Linked DNA regions of Mus musculus: region 2 is linked to region 1. Evidence: chromatin loops called from intact Hi-C (ENCODE). Cell type or tissue: left cerebral cortex. All regions are shown on one strand. Links, peaks and the distances in the headings refer to the core of each region. The heading gives the core; the rest is flanking DNA.

The links. A loop is a pair of places that touch in the nucleus more often than their neighbours do. Peaks named below come from ENCODE experiments on the same cell type or tissue, not always from the same donor. Only the 100,000 strongest peaks of a DNase experiment are listed, where the experiment ranks them.
Region 2: a loop joins it to region 1, with 6 times the contacts of the local background. A loop is called at or near these places in 39 of 42 quality-filtered maps.

Annotation. Positions count from the first base shown.
Region 1 is chr7:89,498,459-89,501,266 of GRCm38, reverse strand. No RefSeq gene overlaps it. Among named protein-coding and RNA genes, the nearest start is that of Prss23, 18 kb to the left of the region's middle. In left cerebral cortex, for the core only: a CTCF peak has its summit at 1,136 (motif pointing left); DNase peaks (open chromatin) are centred at 1,137 and 1,598; H3K4me3 peaks cover 785 bases; H3K27ac peaks cover 208 bases.
Region 2 is chr7:89,840,395-89,843,202 of GRCm38, reverse strand. All of the region lies in intron 7 of Me3 (malic enzyme 3, NADP(+)-dependent, mitochondrial), which reads right to left. Among named protein-coding and RNA genes, the nearest start is that of Ccdc81, 62 kb to the left of the region's middle. In left cerebral cortex, for the core only: a CTCF peak has its summit at 1,139 (motif pointing right); a DNase peak (open chromatin) is centred at 1,142.

The DNA of each region.
Region 1 (2,808 bases), core at 68-2,567:
GAACGTTGCACATCTGTGTGTTCAAGATGCTTGCGTGTCACTATAGTAAAGACACTGTCCCTATTTCCCAGGGCTCAGGGATCACCCTCTCTACAGAACTATCTTGGCATCAATGACATGTAATTACCACTCTGTGAGTTAAACTAGCTGAGAATCTCCCATACACTTTAATAAATCTCCCAGTTAGTGTCCAGCCTCACCGCTGCATTTCCTTTCTTGGATTTATTAATACCAGTTCTATATCCAGTTCCCCGATGGGAAAAAATGCCATGTTTGGCAAAGCAGTGTGACCCAAGCGTGACTAATGTCCTCTGTGGATAAGCCATTCTGGGACACAGAACATTTTCCTTTTAAAATGGCATGCTTTACTACTCCCAGATAATTGCCAGGGCAGTCCAACGCAAAGATAGGAAACTCCACAAAATATCTCATCTTGCTTTCCCACTGTAGCAAAGATGTTTGTCGGCCAGCTACAGCAGAGTACCAGGAAGAATCATTCTGTACTGATCACCTCAATTGTGACTGTTCTTCTGTTCCATAAAGTCTCTAACGCCCCTGCTCTGTTCTTTTGGAGTTCTTAAATATAGAAAAATGCCATCAAGACTTACTGGGAGAAAGGGGAATTTAAATCGAAAAATCTAATTTTTCATGAGAGTTGTGGAAAAGGCTAAAACATTGTGATCACACTTGAATCTATAAACCTGGGCATTAACACGTGTAATTCCTTTCAGTTTATTGTTTACCAAACAGCCAGCGTTGGGTAATAAACACTCGCTAAGCGTGCTCAGATTTTCTTTACTCTCTGTCACTTTATATCTACCATTAATTAAATGTCCTTCCCATTTGCGAGCATTTCAAAGTTTCCCACTGCCCTGGAGAAGGAATTTAAAACCGTCAGGTGCACTACTCTAGCGCTGCAGTTTCTCCTGATAGCACAATTCTGTTTAGAGAGTTGTTGCTTAGTGTTTCTGACCAGTTAGGAGGAATTCCCAAGTCAAGAGTAACCTTGGGTAAAAATCAACATGTTGAAATATCACCTTGTTCTGCTTACTGCGTGATCTCAGCTTTCCTCGAATAGTATAGAAAGCAACTTTTCTCGGCCGCCGCTGCTTTTCCCCCATTCTTGGGTTGCCCCCTAGTGGTTTCCTTGACTTATAACTATGCTGCTCTCCTCCAATTCTCCGAACCCAAAAGGGACTTTCTGGTGGCTCTACTAAGTATTTGATTTAACTTTGTCTTTTCCACATCTTCTCCCATTTACAAAGGGGACATCCAAACACAGCCTCTCCCTTTTCCCTTGAAGGTAAGCAATGTGCAAAGTAGTCCAGGCACTTTGTGACGATCGATGCATTCTACTGACCGCGGTGAAATCCTTCCTAGAAGTTTCCATTGTGGCTTTGCTTCAGCGCTGTTTTCCACTTGCCTGGCGTTCACTTTCTCTGTCAACATTGGCGTGATGCCAGGTAATCTAGGGGTGCATGGATGACTTAAAGGCTGTGTTGCACTTTGAAAATGCCAATTATATATGCTGAATGCAGCTGGGCGCGAGTCCCATACTCTCATCCATAATAAACAAGTTAGCACTCTGGGGGCTCCCCCGCAGTTGGTCCCAGACTTCTTGGCTCCATCTGGATAGTTGGAACTGTGACTTGTTCACGCCCAACCATTTGAGCTTCATCCAAATGCCTTGGAAAGCCTTTGAGATCCTGTAGAAAATGAAGGAGAGGCCTGATCTGTGAGTGTCAATGCCTGACTCTCTGCTGGATGTTAGATCCCAGACATCTGTACCAGGAAGCTCAGTGCAGCAAACATTACTAATTTAAAGCCTTATTGGCTCATTAAAGAGTACCAAGAAGTTCTCAGAATTTAAAATGGTTTTATTAAAAGATTTTTCAAGAAAAATCTTACTTTTGTTAAAATCTAAATTGTAAGAGGACAGTCGATCACACAAGCTGATGCTATTTCCTCTCCAGCAACACAGGGTCTGCAGAATTGGATTAGAGACTTCTCCCAGCAAGGTTGGAGTACTGGGGATGGAGAGATGATTAGGGACACCTGCTGCTCTTGACAAGGACATTGGTCCAACTCCTAATACTCACATTGGCCAGTTCTCAATGGCTCACAATCACCGGTCACTCCAATTCCTTGGGATTCAACACCCTCTTCCTGTCCTCTGTGGGCATCTATATGGACATGGCGCATATACATACACGCTGGTAAGCACATACACTCAACATTTAAGAGTAGAGTGAGTATAAAGCAATCAGTGGGGTAACAGTACATGGTAGGAGGATACTTACTTCTTTGTATTTATAGAACGTGCTGTGTGCAAGGCACTCATTTAGGTAAAACTGAAATGGTGCATGCCCTTGTGAACGTCACATAACCACTTCCAATGAGATAACATATGAAAAATGACCTCATCTTTAGAGATGTGCACAGTCCAGTAAGATAAGGGATCTTGTGTTCTACATGACTGTGGAAAGGAGAGCCAGGATCAATGCACGGACCCTAAGGGACACCTGTTTGTCTTCAATGAAAGAAAGACTCAGTTACAATCAGCACTGGCCACAAACAGAGTGACCAGCGGCTATAGGGAACGAAGGGGCATGGCCTGCATGGTTCCTCTCGGTGGAAACAGTTTGTAAGATATTTGGAACTTAGTACAGAGAATTTCTGCAATGTTATCAAGGAGGGAATAGGTGGAATCCATGGTTCCTTCTGCTACTCAGTTTCAACACACTGGGGATGTGATGGAAACTGGGTCATTGCCATGGCTGGATGTCTTGTTAACAAGGGATCGCGAGA
Region 2 (2,808 bases), core at 41-2,540, 340 kb before region 1:
CTGTTAGGCTTCTGTGATGTGGTCAAAGGAAAAGAAATTAAAGTGGAACCGTTTATGGTCTGTGCCATTTTAACCGGTCAGAAAACAAAAATGAGGTTATCTGTGGCTAGCAACGGAAAGCGAGAGGTTTCAGAATTCTTTTCAATTTAAGGAGAGACTTTTTTTTTTCTTTTAGAAAATGATTTCCCCATATAAATCCAGGGCATAAAATGTTTTTAACCTTTGATCTTATACTTCTACCTTTGGAAATCAATGCATGGGAATCTGAAATACGGGCTAGAACATCTGGGACAGTTTTATTTGTAATACACAGTGATTGGAAATAATCTAAACATCGAACAAATGAAAGATAATTGAGTAAATTAGGTAGGGTAGACACTCAGGAGAATATTTTCAACGATGAAAAATGACCACCACTGGGGCCGGGAGGCTGCTCTCCCACGGGTCCTGAGTTCAATTCCCAGCAACCACATGGTGGCTCCCAACCATCTGTATTGGGATCTGATTCCCTCTTCTGGTGTGCATGAAGACAGAGTGCTCATATACATTAAATACATGAATACATAAATTAAAAAAAGATCACCACGGGGCTGCGGAGATGGCTCAGTGTGTAAAGTGCTTTCTGTTCATGCATGAGGACCTGGGTTTGCGTCCTTAGCACCCATGTGTAAGCAGGACATGGTATTATGTGTGGTAGTATGTGTCTGTAACCATTGAATGGATTCAGGAGGATCCCAGAGGCTCGCGGTGAGCTACTCCAGCTGAAATGGTGAATACCATGTTAAACATGACAGTGTGTCTCAAAGAATAAAGGTGGAAAAATGAAAGAGGAATGAACTCAATGTCAACCTCTGGCCCACACACTGTCATGCATGGGAGCACACACCTGCACAGGAATCGTGCAAAAATTTTTTTATTAAAAGTTTTGTGAAGATTGCATAGGGACGCAGGAAATGCTATGAGTAAGTAACTTACACACCCATCTCTAAAGCTGTCTTGATTTTGCGTGTGCTTATTCAAATGCTGACACACACTGGTGGGGATGGCTTCTCCCACGGAAGCACCAGTTCTTTGTCATCTGCAATCAGCTTTCGGCTCTGTAGAACACTATCTGCTTTCAGGGAGGTTGTTCGCAAATCATGCGCCAGTAGATGGCGCCAAAGATATTTCATGGTTGATGTTTCCTGGGATAGACAGTCTTCGGCTTGGTTTTCAGTTTTTGCTTATCAGATATCTTTAGAGGTTAGAACCTGAGAGTTGAATAACTAAACTTATTGGCAGAACATCGTGCGGGAGGAGGTTGGTGATTCTGACACCCTATACTTATACAGAGGAGGATACCAACCCTTCGGAAGAGAAAGTCCGTGCACTGGTCAAGTCCGTGGTCTAGAAGAAAAGCTGGACCATAGTCTTTCCTGGGGAGCTGGAGGCAGCAGCAAGAAAGGAAGAATGGTTTTGTGGGAGAGGACCGTGGTGGTGGGGTAGGGTGGGTAAAGTGGAGGCTGATGGGTGAGAACTTTGGCAGGAGACATCAGTGTTCAGCAATGACTCTGAGTGGTGTCAGTTGGGGTCAGTTGCTGCACCGAAGAGTGGTATGCTGCGATAAAGCACAGATAGCTGTTATTTATTTATTATACCTTTGCTGCTTCTCTGTGCTGTGGTGTATGTTGTGGGTGTTTGTGTATTAGGTGTGGTACGTGTTGTACATGAATGTGAGACAGTGGAGGGTGTTATGTGTCTTCCTCTATTGATCTCTACTTTATTGCTCCCAACAGGAAAGATTCCAATTCACTGTTTTAGTTAGACTAAGTTTCCCAGGACCTGTCTGTCTCTGCCTCTCCCCTAGCGTTGGGGTTAAAGTCAAGAGCTTTATATGGGTCATGGGGATTCGAACTCAGGTCTTCAAGTCTGCTCAGCAAATGAGCCTCTTCCTAAGCCCTATCAATAAGTCTTATGGTGAACTTGGCTGTGTGCTACTTTCTTACCAGCCTCACTTGTTTAATCTTTTTTCTTTGTTTGTTTGTTTGTTTGTTTGTTTGTTTCTAGACAGGGTTTCTCTGTGTAGTCCTGGCTGTCCTGGAACTGACTCTGTAGACCACGCTGATCTCGAACTCAGAAATCCGCCTGCCTCTGCTTCCCAAGTGCTGGGATTAAAGGTGTGCGCCACCACGCCTGGCTTGTTTAATCTTTATTAAGAACTCTACAGAGAAGGCATTTTGATGTTCCCTCTATTGAGATTTTCAGTTTTTTACTCCTTGTTAGGAAAGTGAGGCTCAAAGGAAATAGAAGCAGTCATGAGAAGCTGAATTGAGTGGCTATGCTGGGACTCCACTTGAATGTATAAAGAAGAACGCAACAGTTGCCCAGAAGCTGTGAGCCTTCTCAACAGGTCTCCAGACCCTCTGCCTCATTCCACAGCCTTTGCCATCCCTTCAGAGACGGTGGAGGTCCTAGGCAAAGCCACCTCCTGCACGGCATCTCGTTCTCAGGAACCCATGAGATTTGTTCTCCAGTTCGTTCCTCTGTTCTTTATCCTCAGTGCCTCCCTCTCTGCTGGATTCATCCCCATCAGTGCGTAAACACACTGTAAAACTTCTGTTTCTTAAAAAGAGAGCCTTGTAGTCCCAACCCAGGTCTGTACTGCCTTTTATAGTCAAGCTCTTCCAGGGGCTGAATGTGACCATGGCCTCCATTTATTTTCTTCTTTGTCTCTGTGGAATCCAGTGGACAGAAGTGAACGGCTCACCTCTTGTCGGCGTCACCGGGCAGCTCCTCCTTGTCAACTTCACTGGTTATTTCTCAGTTTCC